Regions from separate parts of the Homo sapiens genome. Here region 2 is linked to region 1. The links are chromatin loops, found by intact Hi-C in ENCODE. Cell type or tissue: heart left ventricle. All regions are shown on one strand.

Region 1 (8,000 bases):
AGTGCAAATCTGAGTTTCTAGTGTGCGGGCGAACCTGATGTTGAAACATCGGAGCTGGAAGAGGGCTCTTACCCATCCAGCCCAGCTTTCGCATTTGGCAGATGAGGAACCCAGGGAGGGGAAAATGACTTACAAAGATCACGTAGCCAATGAGTGTGGAGCTGGGGCCATAATCCAGTCCTTATGTGATTACTGTGAAGTTATCCTTTTCCCCCAACATCTACTTATGAATAAAGAGTTTATTAAGTGGTTAACTGCAAGGCAAGATTGCTCACAGTACTCTCAATGACACTCCAGGCTCAATGGCCTAGAGGACATAGAACAGAAGGAGGATTTAAGGAAACTTCTCCAATAAATCAGGCAAAATTTGCTTTGAGTGTGAATTCTAATCAATGCCATCATTTGTAGGAATGGGCCATGTCAGCAGCCCAGGGGTTGCTAACTTCAAGTAGGAGGTAGCCTTACGCAGATACTTGACTTGGGAGGACAGGAGGAAGAAAGCATTGAATAAACAAAGCAGGACTGAGGGTAGGAGTAGAGGCCTTCTAGGGATGCTGAACTTGTGCACAGAGAACTTCCTAACAGAGCACTACCTGCCTCTTCCTCCTACCCACCCCTGGGTTGCTTTTATAGGGGAGGAAAGCAAATCTTGTCCCTCTAGCCATCTTAGGTTCTCCCACTGAGGCCCTGTATATTAGACTAACAAAAAAGCACCTTCACCAGAGAAACACAAACAGAAGTTTATTAGCATGTGTCACACATACACATGGAGGTACCTAGAGATGAGTAACTCAAAGGGATTGTTAGAACTTGGGCTTATATAACATCTTAACAAAAAAACCCAATACTTTTGTAGAGAATTAACAAGAGAAAGGAAAAGCACTCTGGACTTCATGGGGTAGCAAGTTGTGGGAAGATAAATGGGAAACTCATGGACGGTAAGGGCTGGTTGGTCAAGTTTGTTCCTCTGGTCTAGTGTGTGGGATATAGGATCTACGGTTGTCTCAGGGGACCAAGAACTGTCCTGCCCTTCCTGGAAGAAAAAAGGAGAGCAGAGTTTTTCTTCTGTCCACTTCTTAATTATCATCAGCTCAGAATAATCCTTACGTCTGTTAAAGCAAACTAAATATGGCCTGAGAAGGACTCTGTACTTCTATATTTGAGTCCTTGTGGATGAACTGCAACCTAGCTTAACTGGTAGACGAGACTGAAAACCTAACTAGGAGTATGCACCTGTAACAGTCACTGAGTCTTGGCCAATCCCAGCAGCCATACTTCAACCACTCATACACTGCTGAGTGTTCAACTTGTGTTCAAATAAGGCAAACGCCAAGCTGTAGCTAGTCAGGCTGTTTCTCACTTCCTATTTCTATATGTCACTTTACTTTTTTTTTGTCTATAAATTTGTTCTGACCACAAGGCACTCCTGGAGTCTCTCTGAGTTGGCTGCCCAATTTGTGAATTGTTCATTGCTCAATTAAACTCCCTTAAATTTAATTCTGCTGAAGTGGTTTTTTTTTTTTTTTTAACACGCCAAAGTGGCATATTTTGGGGTGGCATAATCTGCCACACCCTTCCTTCCTCCTGAAGAGTTTCTTTGAGGAATTCAACCACTACATTTGAAGCATGCAACTATGGCAAACCTAATTAGAAAAAGTTGTGCTGATTCAGGAAGCCCCAGTCCCCGACTGAGTGACAGTAGATAGATGTGGGTAAAACAGTATCTTATTCTTGGCAGCTGAAAGTAAGTGAGAGGAAAGGGGTGGTGGAGGAGAGGAAGCCAGCAGGAGAATAGAAGAGAAAGTGGAGTGCACGCTCCTGACTGAGCAGGTCCCGTAGTCGACTTGATTGACAGGATGAGACTGAGGAGAGGCAGTGTGATCTCTGGGCGGGAGGTCAGAGCCTCTAGGCCAGAATCATGGTGGAGTTCGAAGAAGAAGAATGAAGTTTGAATGAAGTCCAACTTCATTCCCTAGAGAATTCCCAGGGACCTGGCTGTTCAGAAAGGAGCCTTGGGCAACCGATGGTGCCAGGGCTCCAGATGATTCCACCCCTGAGATAGAGTCCTTTGAGTCCTACAAAGTCTGGACTTCATAACGAATAATGACGGTGTCTGTTAAGTGCTTCCTAGTTATGAAATGTGATAAGCATTTTAAAAATGCAGTGTCTCATTTGATAATCACAACAATCTGTGAGTTAAATATCATTAGCCCATTTTACAGATGAGGGAGTTGAGGTTTAGAGATGTAAAAATAAGTGGCCCAAGCCCACCCAACATATAAGCAAACAGAGATTCCAATGAAATTATCATTCCAAATTCATATTTTTAATCATTATACTGCACTGCCTTCCCTTGGGTGGGTTATGACTTTCTGGGGAGGAGCCTTTCTGGAGGTCAGTAGCCACATGTTATAGCAGGGTCTAAATTTAGGATTCACACGGCGTCTGAGCTGCGGACAGAGGTAAGGCGAGTGAGTGGGGACTCTACATACTTGGAATCTGCCCCTGAGACCTGGTCTAGGCTCTTCTTTGAGTGATACCAATTGCCTGTTTTGTTTTTTTTTCTCTGAGTAAACCTGACCATTTCAAGCTCATTGTCAGGATTAGAAACCCTGACAGATCGAGGAAGAGAAAGCGAAATGGAATAGAAAGGAGAATGGGGGTGAGAAAGCAGTAGGTACTGAGTGTGTCCAACTGGGTCCTGGTCTTAAGCGTTCATCTGTCTCACAACAGCCCTGGTGTTGTGGAATCGAAGGACAGAATAAGATCGTCCAGCAGAGACCAGGACCAGAGATCTGGTTAGACCATACATATTTGTTTAGGCAGAAATGAAGACCAGATAATGTAGGGAAGGTGTGTGTGCATGACAGGTGTGGGTGGGAAGGCGAACCCAGAGAAAGGGGATCCCTGTGGGTGGTGGGGACCAAGCACACGAGGGTTTGGAGCAGCCAGGAGGGGTCTATGGATCCATAGGACTTCAACAAAAATAACAGACAAGCTAGTGGGTTCTAGGTGTCATGTTTTGGCATCTAGCTCAACTATGCAGGTCCTCGGAGCCACCACAAAATCCAGACAGACCCCTGATCCCAGAACACATTCTGTCTACTCCCTGGCGCTTGGCTGTCAGACTCTGCCCAGTTTGGGTAGAAAAACCGGCCACAAGAGGGCAGTAGGAAGCCACCGACGCTGGCGGATCTGCAGAGGGCTGGGTGCTCTGGGATGGACCAATAGGTTCAGATAGAAAATGACCTGGGAAAAAATGACCACAGCACCCCTGAGTGCCCCTGGACACTGCTGCCTCAGCCCCACCCTGGACATTCTGATTCTGTAGCCTGGGTAGGGGCTGGCAGTCTGAATTTTTAACACACAGCCCATGTGATATGGGAACTGCTCCCCCCAAGTATGCAGAATCTTCCATTGCACTTCCTTAAACCAAGATGACAAATAGGATTATTAGGAGAATAATATCTGTTAAAATGTTTTATTGGGAACATAGATAATATGACAGTGCATATATAAAATATATGCACATTTCAAAGAAGAATAAACACTGTGAATAGCTGTGCAAACACCTCTTAGGTTAAAAAACAGAATGTCACCAGCATCCCTGTGCACCCCTCCCATCTCATATCCCTTCCTCTCCCCATAGGTAACCTTGAGACTCTCCCATGTGGATTCACGTGTGTGAAGATAAGTGCCTTGTATGAACAACTTACGTACTCTTATCTCTTATATTGATGGACATTTAGGTTTTTCGGTTTTTTGTTTGTTTCTTTTTTCCTGTTAGGGACAATGTTGCTATGGACAGTCTTGCACCTGGAGAATTTTTCAAGAGATTTTCTAGGGTATATACGTAGGAGTAGAATTGCTGGGGTTTTGTGTATGCATGGTAAGCATTTGATCACATCAATATTAGGGAGATTTTGTTTGTTTATTTGTTTGTTTTTGAGACAAGGTCTCACTTTGTTGCCCAGGCTGGAGTGCAGTGGCATGATCATAGCTCACTGCAGCCTCCACCTCCCAGGCTCAATCAATCCTGTCACCTCAGCTTCCCGCATAGCTGGGACTACAGACATGTGCCACCACACCCGGCTAATTTTTGCTTTTTTTTTTTTTTTTTTTGTAGAGATGGGGTTTCCCTATGTTGCCTAGGCTGGTCTTGAACTCCTGGACTCAAGTGATCCTCCAGTCTGAGCCTCCCAAAATGCTGGAATTATAGGCATGAGCCACTGCACCTGGCTGGGACTTTTTAAAGAGAGTGAAAAGGCAAGCCACACACTGGGATAAGATCTTTGTAATATGTATAATTGATAAAGGACTAATATCCAGAGTATATAAAGAACTATAAACCAATTTTTTAAAAGACAGATAGCCCAGAAGGAAAATGGGCCAAAGTTGCAAGCACTTCACAAACAAGAAAATCCAGAAGGTCACTAAAAGTATTAAAAGATGCCCAACTTCACTGGTTATCAGGGAAATGCAAATTAAAGCCACAAGGAGATATCAACACATAACTTACAGATTGGTCAAAATTAAGAATTAGTCAATATCAAGTATTGTTGAGGCTATGGAATAATAGAAAACTCTCAGTCATTGCAAAATAAATTGATATAATCACTTTGAGAAACACTGATATCATCTAGCTAATCCTCTGTGGGAGCACAGGTTGGAGAATGCAATTGAATCTGGGAAGCCAAATGTTAAGTGCTGATGTGGCTCTGTGAAGGGAGTTTGCCCAGAGGTCTAAGGAAAGCTGTTGCCTTGGTGTGGCCATGGTCTCTGTGGGTTCACAGCCAAGCACCTGCAGGGAGGCCTGGGGTGCTGTGGGTCAGCAGGACCAGCAGTCTGGAAGCAGAGCGAGGCACAGAGGCGGACAGTGAAGTCGGCCTGGACCCTGTGGGGCATCTTATCTCATCACAAAGCGCTCCAGAGAGGAATGGCTCCTGCTTCACTCTCACTTCCCCAATCTCATCTAAATTCTTCTGGCCAACTCTAACAGAACATACAGGAAAGAGGGTTCTGGGCGATATAGTTTCCATCTGTATAAGTTTTCTATTATTGCTGTAACAAAACACAGACTTAGTGGCTTAAAAATGCAAATGTATCACTTTGGGAGGCTGAGGCGGGCGGATCACGAGGTCAGAAGTTCGAGACCAGTCTGGCCAACATAGTGAAACCCTGTCTCTTCTAAAAATACAAAAATACAAAAAAAAAAAAATTAGCCAGGTGTGGTGGTGTGCGCCTATAATCCCAGCTACTTCGGAGGCTGAGGCAGGAGAATCGTGTGAACCCGGGAGGCGGAGGTTGCAGGGAGCCAAGAACACACCATGGCACTCCAGCCCAGGAGAGGCAGTGTGAGACTCTGTTTCAAAAAAAAAAAAAAAAAAAAAAGCAAATGTATTAGCTTTTACAGTTCTGGAAATCAGAAGTCCAAAATGAGCTTCATTGGGCCAAAATCAAGGTATTGGCAGGGTTGGCCTCCATCTGGAGACTCTAGGGGAGAATCTATTTCCTTGCTTTTTCCATCTTGTAGAGACTGACTACATTCTTGGTTCAAGCCCCCTTCCTCCACCTGCAAAGTGCATTGGCTTCTGTTTCTGTGGTCACATCCACTTTCTGATTCTGATCCTCCTGGTTCTCTACCATAAGGACCCTTGTGATGATATCAAGCCCATCTGGATAATCCAGGATATCTCATCATCTCAAAATCCTTAACTTAATCACATCTGCTAAATCCCTGTTGCCGTGGAAGGTAACATAGTTCCAGGTTCCAGGGATTTGAATGTGGGTGTGTTTGGGGCTGTTCTCCAGCCTAGCACATTGTCAGACCAAGTTGACAACAGCACAGTCCCGCCATCTTCCCCCATCACATGGGAGCTTTTCTCCCGGAATGTTTTTCAGTTTGCTCACATAGATTCTCACACAATGTATAGTCTCCTCTTTTGAAGGGCAGGTTTCGTTGGCAATTTAGAGATGCTGTGGTTCATACAATATTTCTGGACTTTCTTTGCTCTCTCAGCTCCTGCTGCTGTCTCATGTTTTGGTTCACCCACCCATATTCTGGAGTTGTGAGAATTCCTTTTCACCCAGTTTTGTTGAAAGTGACCTCAATGTTCTTTCATCATTCTAGTTTCTATGTCTGTTTGATTATGATTTGGGGGGATTACATGCAATTATACCACTTCCAAATTATTGACATCTGAATGATCTCTATTCTTGCCATAGTTTTGAACCAATGGATGGAGCAGCATTGTTTATATTAAAATTGGAAAATAGGTGCTACAGTAAAGATTAATGAAGGTTTTCAAAAGACCATTTCTGGCTGGGCACAGTGGCTCATACCTGCAATCTCAGCATTTTGGGAGGTTGAGGTGGGTGGTTCGCTTGAGTCCAGGAGTTCAAGATGAGCCTGGCAACATGGCAAAACCCCATCTCTTTAAAAAATACAAAAATTAGCTGAGCATGGTGGCACACATCTGTAGTCCCAGCTACTCGGGAGGCTGAGGTAGGAGGATTGCTTAAGCCTGGGAGGTCGAGGCTGCAATGAACCAATATCATGCCACTTCACTCCAGCGTGGGTGACAGAGCAAGATCCTGTCTAAAAAAAAAAAACAACGCAAAACCAAAACAACAACACAAACAAACAAACAAAAACCCCTTCTGAGGAAGGATTTCCTAGCCAGTCTCTTTCCAAACCATCCCCTAAAATATGACTCGGCATTAAACTTCAAAGCTGAGTAGTTGTTTATATTACTAGATATAAAATTGGATATGAGGGTGATGTGGCCAAGACATCCCTCCACTGTGGTCAGAAACGAAATTGCAAAGGTTTAGGGTCAAGATGTTTTCCCAGTTGAGGTGTCAGTTATAAATACCTGTTTTAAAGACTCTCAAACAAAGTGGTTTGATTTCTTTTTGTTGTTGTTGTTGTTGTGTTGTTGTTGTTTGTTTTTGAGATGCAGAGTCTCGTTCTGTCACCCAGGCTGGTGTGCAGTGGTACAATCTTGGCTCACTGCATCCTCTGCCTCCTGGGTTCCAGCGATTCTCCTGCCTCAGCCTCCCAAGCAGCTGGGATTACAGGCACATGCCACCATACCCTGCTAATTTTTGTATTTTTAATAGAGATGGGGTTTCACCATGTTGACCAGGCTGATCTTGAACTCCTGACCGCAAGTGATCCACCTGCCTCGGCCTCCCACAGTGCTGGGATTACAGGTGTGAGCCACCGGGCCCGGCATGCTTTGATTTCTTAATGGCCCTGTAAGAGTTTGGCTTAACTTCATCCTAAATGAGACTTCAGACTGTGAACCATGCTGAAGGAATCTCTTGGACCGCCTACCTCAAAGCTTCTGCTTGCAACCACAGAACACACACACCCCACACCATTTGAAGTGTCTGCCTAGCATGTGACCATCTTTGTGGTTATAATTTTCAAATATCTATTTCTGTACCCTTTTATGGAGAATTCAAATCTCTAGTAGAAAATCCTCTTCTAACAAAACCTTCCCATTGCATTTGAGCAACCCACAGACCACTTGGAGAGCTTTCAAAGACCAGACTTTGGGAACCTGTAATTTAGAGCATCAAAGGAATTAGGATGTCTTGAGTTGAGGAGGACCAAAAAGGTACTTGGTACAGTCTCCTCCCAAAATTTGAAAATGAGTAAAGCAAGCAAGTTATATTTATTTAGATATGAAAACTGACTTAAAGTGATTAACTGTGGAACCTAGATGCCAGCTGAGACCTCCCCTGCCATTTGGGGATTTGGAAAACTTTCTATTGGGACTCTACTGGACTCCTGCATTCATGAATATTGTTTCATCTGCCTTCAATCTGGAAACTTCGACTCCTCGGAAATTTCTGTAACTGGTCTTTCTCTTAATCATCTCACAAAGCTAGTGATGTCACAGAGAAGTCCCAGGGAGTTATATGACATCGTATTCCACATTCTGCCACCTCCTGTGCTCTCCTTTCTCCTCTCTTCCCTCCCCCACTTCCTA
Region 2 (8,000 bases), 720 kb after region 1:
GAGTGATGTAGAAAACCATTTCTAGTGAACTTCCTTGTCACTATGTAACACTGATAAAAACAAAAAATATTTTTTAAAAAACCATGACACTGAGCTACTATACCTAAGACATTTGTTTGCTAGAAAGAAAATAAGTTTTTGTCAGAAATAAGTTTTTGTTAAACATGTTGATATTTTGTCTCTGGTTTATTGATAACTCTAAGTGTCTATTAATGCTCCAGGTGCTAAAGTAGGGGTCGTCTATGCATTATTTTAATTTAAGATTTATAACAAACTATGAGTAAGGTGGTATTAGCCCCATTGTACAGATGAGGAAACTAATCAAAATATAAATCAGACAGGCACAGTAGCTCATGCCTGTAGTTCCAGCACTTTGGGAGGCCGAGGCGGGCGGATGACTCGAGGTTAGGAGTTTGAGACCAGTCTGGCCAACATGGCAAAACCCCGTCTCTGCTAAAAACACAAAAATTAGCCAGGTGTGGTGTTGCATGCCTGTAATCCCAGCTACTTAGTAGGCTGAGGCAGAAGACTTGCATGAACAGGAGGCGGAAGTTGCAGTGAGCCGAGATTGATCAACTGCACTCCAGCCTGGGTGACAGAGCAAAACTCCAACTCAAAAAATAAAATAAAATAAAAAATAAAGAAATAAAAATACAAAATTAGCCAGGCATGGTGTCTCATGCCTGTAATCTCAGCTACTTGGGAGGCTGATGCAGGAGAATTGTTTGAATCCAGGAGGCAGAGGTTGCAGTGAGCAGATATGGCACCATTGCACTCCAGCCTGGGCAACAAGAGTGAGAAACTCCGTCTCAAAAAAAAAGTTAAATCACTTGCCATTGCTTGTAAGTGGCAGTGACTCTACATCCATGAGTATAGTGGCCAGAGACCAGTAACTGATTCCTTTTTTTAGTGGCTCTTTTGAGTCTGTACGGTGTAATAGATGGGATATTAAAGCCCAATGACCCTGGAGGAGAAGCTGTTGTCAGTTCACTCTAAGAGGGCTACTTTTTAAAAAATGTATTTATTTTTGTTGTATATATTTAAGGTGTACAACAAAATGATGTTTCACCGTATACACAATGAAATGATTAATACAATCAAGCAAATTAACATATCTATCATGTCACACAATTACCTGTTTTGTGTTTAGTAAGAGCACCTAAAATCTATTCTTTTAACGAATATTATATGGTATAAAATCATTAACTGTCATCATTAACTGTCATTCTCATGCTGTACATTAGATCTCAAGATGCTCATAACTGAATAATTCATAACTTCATAACAAGTTTGTACCTTTTGACTTCTGTCTCCCTATTTTCTGCCCTTCCCCATCCCTGTAACCACCATCCTACTCTCTATTATGTATCTGACTTTGTAAAGATTCCACATATAAGTGAAAACATGCTGTATTCTTCTCTTTTTTTTCTTTCTTTCTTTTTTTTTTTTTTTTTTTTTTGAGACAAGATTTCACTCTGTCACCTAGGCTGGAGTGTAGCGGCAAGGCTCACTGCAGCCTTGACCTTCTGGGCTCACGTGGTCCTCAGCCTCCTAAGTAGCTGGGACCACAGGCACTTACCACCATGCGCAGCTGATTTTTTTTCTTTTTGTAGAGATGGGGCCTCACTATATTGCCCAGGCTTCGTATTTTTCTTTTTGTGTCTAGCTTATTTTGGTTAACATAATGTCCTCCCTCCGTGTTGTTGCAAATGATGATGAGAAACTTGTCATCAGTGGGACAATGCATTTTAGGGAATATCTGTTTCCCTATCCATCCTTGGAGAGGTTTGTTTTTCTCATTTAACAGGAAGTCTGAAGGTAGGTAGCTGGTTCCTGGGATCTCTGGCCTGCACCTCTGATATTCCCTTGGCCTCTCTCTCATACTTTTTGCAATACACCCTGAAATTGGCTACTATCCTTCCAATCATCACCTTTAGGTCATGAAAAAGGAGGAACACATCAGCAGTAGCCGAATGTGTTCCTTAGCTCCACACAGCAATAGTTTTGCCAGAAACCTTCCAGCAGACTCTTGTTTGTGTCTCACTGGGCAGAACCATTTCATGTGGCCAATTACAGCTCTGAGGAAGGCAGGATATCAAGAAACAGAATTGTCATGATCAGCTTAGACCCAAATAATCAGGGTTTGGTTAGCAACAAGAAAGAGGATGTATTAGATGTTGGGTAGGCAACTTACGGTATTTGTGACAGAAAATAAAACACATAGAAACTGCCTGGCTCAAAGCAAGGGCTTCATGATAACAATGATCATGATAATAACTATGATATTATTAATAATAGTAATGGCTATTGAGGCCGAGCGGGGTGGCTCACACCTGTAATCCCAGCACTTTGGGTGGCCGAGGCGGGCGGATCACCTGAAGTCAGGAGTTCAAGACCAGCCTGACCAATATGGTGAAACCTCGTCTCTACCAAAAATACAAAAATTAGCCAGGCATGGTGGTGTGTGCCTGTAGTCCCAGCTACTCAGGAGACTGAGACAGAATTGCTTGAAACCGGGAGGCAGAGGTTGCAGTGAGCTGAGATTGCACCACTGCACTCCAGCCGGGGTGACAGAGTGAGACTCCATCTCAAAAAAAAAAAAAAAAAAAAGCTATTGCGTGTTACTATGAAGCAGGCACTGTTTTTAGCATTTGACGTGTGTTAATTCATTTAAACCTCATAACGCCCCATTTTACAGTTGAGGAATCTAAGGTACAAGGAGTTTTAAGAGTTTCTCAAAGTCACAGAGCTAGTAACCAGCACAGCTGACCAGTGTCTGCATCTGCATTGTCCAATGTGGTAGGCCACTAACCATATGTGACAACGGAGCACTTGAAATGGGACTTGAATGGGACTGGTGCCAAGGAACTAAATTTCTCATTTTAAAAAAATGGAATTAATTCAAAATTTTTAAGGGATATACAATTCAGTTAATGGAAAACTTTTAAGTAAGTGTAATAAGTTGCGTATGTGAATATACTTTTTAAACTGTACGTTTTATTAAATCTAAATATACATCAAGTATTTTCAATAAAAATTTAGCATCCAAATTGAGATTTTCAGTATATGTCTCATACTCCATGGCTTTTGAAGATTTAGCATATTAAAATAATGTAATGTTTCACTCAAATTTTTGTTGATTATATGATGGAATAATATTTTTGATAAACTGGGTTAAGTGGAGTAAAACATTAAAATTAATTTCATTTGTTTCTTTTGTTTTTTAAAATTACGTATATGGCTAGCATTACATTTTTATTGAACAACGATGGTCTAGAAAATGTCTTTTTCATCATTTCTTTCTGGCATTGTCTCTGTCGGATTTCATGTGTCATTCACTATTTCTGAATTTTTTTAATCCACCTAAATATTCATGAATGTCTTATAGTTTTTATAAATCATTTTTGTAACTTGCTTAATTTTGTGTTATTTATGAAAAATGTTCCAAAAGGTAAGAAAATAAATAGAAATTTAGACAATGGGACTGATTTATATCAGCTTTTTGGTGGCAGGGATTTATAATAACATAAAGATATCTCGAGCATATACACATATGTATAGTTTATATTTTATAGCATAAATTAATGATCATTTTAACCTCAGTTATTTGACATTTCTTAAAGTCTTCCCCCCTGTGTTTTTAGTTTCTTGGGGAAGGTATTTTGATTTTGCAATCAATTGGAACAAACATCTTGATGGCGACAATGTTAAGTTCATATTATATGAAGACCTGAAAGAGGTGAGATTATTATTGATATTTTAGAGCAAAATTTATTGTAAACTACAACGTAGAGCACTTACTTATAATGTCTGTTTGTATAAACAAATATGGTGTTCAATTTTTAAAAATATTCCAGATATATGGTACAGTGCTGGAAAAGAAAATTCAAACCATGCATACATGCTTAGGTTGTTTATTTAACAGAAATAAAATAACGCTTAGCAACTTATTACTAAAAGTGACTGCTTTATTTTCCCTTTATGATGGATAGTTCAAATTGGTAATAAAAAAAAATAGGTAGGTCTGAGTTGATTTAATTGAACATACACTTGGTTGTGAACTAATTTATCCAGTCATTTTTTAAAAATTGTTTATTGATGTAACAAATATCTAGTGAGTGATTGCTCACCAATTAGGCCCTGGTGTTACATCAGTGAACAGACAAGGCAAAGATCGCTGCCCTGTAGTAACTTACATGCCAGTTGGAGAAGGTGGAAAGAAAGAATGATACATAATAAACACAATAATTTTTAAAATGTATATAGTATGTGAGAAAAAAAGAAACAGCATAGCTGGTGAAGGAAAATTAAAAATGCTGGGGGGCCAGGCACGGGGAAGGATTGGACAAATTCCAGTGTAAAATATGATGTTTAGGCTGGTGTGGTGGTTCATGCCTACAATCCCAACACTTTGAGAGGCTGAGGCAGGGGGATCACTTCAGGCCAGGAGTTCGAGACCACCCTGGGCACATTTTTAAAAATTAGGCATGTACCTGTAGTACCAGCTACTCAGGAAGCTGAGACAGGAGGATCACTTGAGCCTAAGAGGTAGAGGCTGCAGTGAACCATGATTAGGCCACCACACTCCAGCCTGGGTGACAGAGTGAGATCCTGTATCAAAAAAAAAAAAAAAAAAAAAAAAAGAATAGGAAGATTAGGAGAGACCTTACTGAGGGGATGTGATTTGAGCAAAGATCTGAGGGAAGTGGGGGAGTGAGCCAAGTAGGTAACTGGGGAAGAGCATTTCTGGCAGAGGGAATCAACTGGAGCAAAAGCTGGGATAGTCCTGGTGAGATTAAGGGACAGCAGATGTGCCTGGGTCAGTAGGAATAAACCAGGGCTGAACAGCCAATGAGGAAAGAGTCAAGGAGGTAGGATGGAGTATGCCACTCACTCTGGCTTTCACTTTGAGGGAAGTGGGAAGCCATCGTGGGATTTGAGCAGAGGAGTGATTGGAGCAGATGTGTTTTTAACAAGATCATTCTGGCTAGGTGTGAGAATGAACTGGGGCAAAGCAAATGCTGGGAGGGCTGTAAAGAGGGCACTGCAATAGTCCAGGCAAAGGAAGATGGTGGCTCAGGCCAAGAAGGGGCCATGCAGGGATGAGAAGAGGTTGGATTCTGGATATATGTTGAAGGGAAGGCCAACAGGATTTGCTGCTGAATTGGATGGAGGGGAGAGTGGCAAGACAAGGAGAGAAGTCAAGTAAGCCTCCAATATTATTGGCCTGGCCAATAATATTGAGGGCTGAGTTGCCACCGATTGAGTAGGAGATGGCAGCAGGTGAAGAACTGTCGGGGAGATCAGAGGTTTGGTTTTGGACACATTAAATTTGAGATGTTTATTAGTCGTCCTAATTGAGAAGTCAAGTAGGCAGTTGGGCATACAGGCCTTGTAAGTACAGAGAGTTCTGGGCCGTAGATAAAATTTGGGCATCACTGACACATAGCCGTGCTTTAAAGCCATGGAAATATATACGTAGGTATATAGATAGAGAAGATGACCAAGAACTTGGAGCCCACCAATTTAAAGAGTTTGGGGAAAAAAGGAGGAATCAGCAAAGGAGACCAGGAAGCGGGGGCTACTGAGGTAGGAAGGAAAGCAGAATCCTGTGGAGAAAGCATGTTAAAGAGAAGGGAGTATCAAGTGCTCCTTAACTTAATTGGGTTTCTAACACCAGTCTTACATTACATTCTTATAAAAAGAAAGTGTGGTTTAGGCCAGGCATGGTGGCTCACGCCTGTAATCCCAGCACTTTGAGAGGCCGAGGCAGGTGGATCACCTGAGGTCGGGAGTTCGAGACAAGCCTGACCAACACAGTGAAACCCCGTCTCTACTAAAAATACAAAAATTAGCTGGGTGTGGTGGTGCGTGCCTGTAATCCCAACTACTCAGGAGGCTGAGGCAGGAGACTCACTTGAACCCAGGAGGTGGAGGTTGCAGTGAGCTGATATTGTGCCATTGCACTCCAGCGTGGGCCACAGAGCAAGACTCCATCTCAAAAAACAAACAAACGAAAAACCAAAAACAAACAAACAAACAAACAAGCAAATGTATGGTTTAGGCCAGGCACGGCGGCTCACGCCTGTAATCCTAGCACTTTGGGAGGCCAAGGCGGGTGGATCACTTGAGGTCAGGAGTTCGAGACCAGCCTGGCCAACATGGTGAAACCCTGTTTCTACTAAAAATACAAAAATTAGCCAGGCGTGGTGGCACACACCTCTAATCCCAGCTACTCAGGAGGCTGAGGCAGGAGAATTGCTGGAACCCTGGAGGTGGAGGTTGCAGTGAGCCGAGATCATGCCACTGTGCTCCACCCTGGACAACAAGAGAGAAACTCCGTCTCAAAAAAAAAAAGTGAGATTTAATCGACCCTTTCTGTTTATAGGATGCATGTATATAATATGAAAGAACATATTAATTCTAGTTTAGAATAATGTTTCTGAAACTTGTGCACCATAGAATACAAGTGTTGCCCCAGCTGTTAATAAATATTTCTTGAGGTTTGGGAGGAGGTTATTCAAATAGATTTAGGAACTGCTGTATTCTATAGCCTGCTCTCTTGGAGATTCACATTATGCACTGGTCTATTAAAGACTCTGAGAGCAGCCTGGGCAACATGGCGAAACCCTGTCTCTACAAAAATACAAGAATTAGCCAGATGTGGTGGCACACACCTGTTGTCCCAGCTATTCAGAAGGCTGAGGTGTGAGGATTGCTGGAGCCCAGGAAGTCCAGGCTGCAGTGAGCCGTGATTGTGCCCTTGCACCACTCTAGTCTGGGCAGCAGAGAAAGACCCTGTCTAAAAAAAAAAAAAAAATTCTTCAAGTTTTTATGATTCTAAAAATTAGACTTTCTTAATGGAATTAAACATTAGCTATAAATAGAATTCAGAAAAAAAGAGAATTCAAATGAGCACATAGGAATACATTAATTTCTTCAGCTGGTCTAAGTTGGTACTTTTTAATGCAATGATATCATCCTAGATAAAATTATAACCTGTGAATTAATGTTACTGTCATTATTTACATGCTAAAAACTATTATCTGGTAAGTTCAACAAGAGTCATAAATTGAAACTACAAAGTATAATCAATACAGAATATCTTACAGAGATATCTCAATATTTACATAAGAAGATGAAAGTACTCTAAGTTTAAAGTGGGGGATGAGATGAACTAGGGAGTTAGGCTGAATAACTCTGATGACTAAAAAGTCTGTCTCAGCTCAGAGAACAATTTCCATAGGAAGAAATTTATCTTTAAGAAAATTTTTTTACAGAATCTGGCTGCTGGAATAAAACAGATTGCTGAGTTCTTGGGATTCTTTCTAACTGGGGAGCAAATTCAAACTATCTCAGTCCAGAGCACCTTCCAAGCCATGCGTGCGAAGTCTCAGGACACACACGGTGCTGTCGGCCCATTCCTTTTCCGCAAAGGTAAAGTCGCATTGGTTTCTGGGATTGTTATCAGTTAGGGACTGACTTTGCACACAACAGGTAATCCAAATAACTTCATCTTAAGTCAGATAGGGTTTTATTTTTCTCCGCCTCAGTAAGAGGTCTGGACACAGGCTCTCCAGAGCTGTAACTGGCAGCCCCATACCATCTTTTTTGGTTTATTTGTTTGTTTTGAGACGGAGTCTCGCTCTGTTGCCCAGGCTGGAGTGCAGTGGCTCAATCTCAGCTCACTGCAACCTCCGCCTCCTGGGTTCAAGCGATTCTCCTGCCTCAGCCTCCCGAGTAGCTGGGACTAACAGGCGCGTGCCACCACACCCAGTTAATTTTTTTGTATTTTTAGTAAAGGCAGGGTTTTACCATGTTGGCCAGGATGGTCTTGATCTCCTGAACTTGTGATCCGCCCGCCTTGGCCTCCCGAAGTGCTGGGATTACAGGCGTGAGCCACCGCGCCCGGCCGCCCCATACCATCTTTTAGGGTCCTTTCTGCGGTTGAGAGTCCTTTCTGATGATCACCTTCTGAAAACAAGATAGCAGCTGAAGCT

What was found. Hi-C counts contacts between places; a loop is a spot of excess contacts. Peaks named below come from ENCODE experiments on the same cell type or tissue, not always from the same donor. Only the 100,000 strongest peaks of a DNase experiment are listed, where the experiment ranks them.
Region 2: it touches region 1 in a loop (2.3-fold over the local background); 29 of 110 quality-filtered maps call a loop at or near these places.

Annotation. Positions count from the first base shown.
Region 1 is chr2:37,886,283-37,894,282 of GRCh38, reverse strand. No RefSeq gene overlaps it. Among named protein-coding and RNA genes, the nearest start is that of PIRAT1, 14 kb to the right of the region's middle. In heart left ventricle, a CTCF peak has its summit at 3,162 (motif pointing right); DNase peaks (open chromatin) are centred at 3,182 and 4,832.
Region 2 is chr2:37,170,871-37,178,870 of GRCh38, reverse strand. SULT6B1 (sulfotransferase family 6B member 1) reads left to right here. Exons shown (of 7, transcript NM_001367551.1): 5 at 3,645-3,739; 6 at 7,281-7,437. Among named protein-coding and RNA genes, the nearest start is that of SULT6B1, 14 kb to the left of the region's middle. In heart left ventricle, no CTCF peak of the experiment used is centred here; no DNase peak of the experiment used is centred here.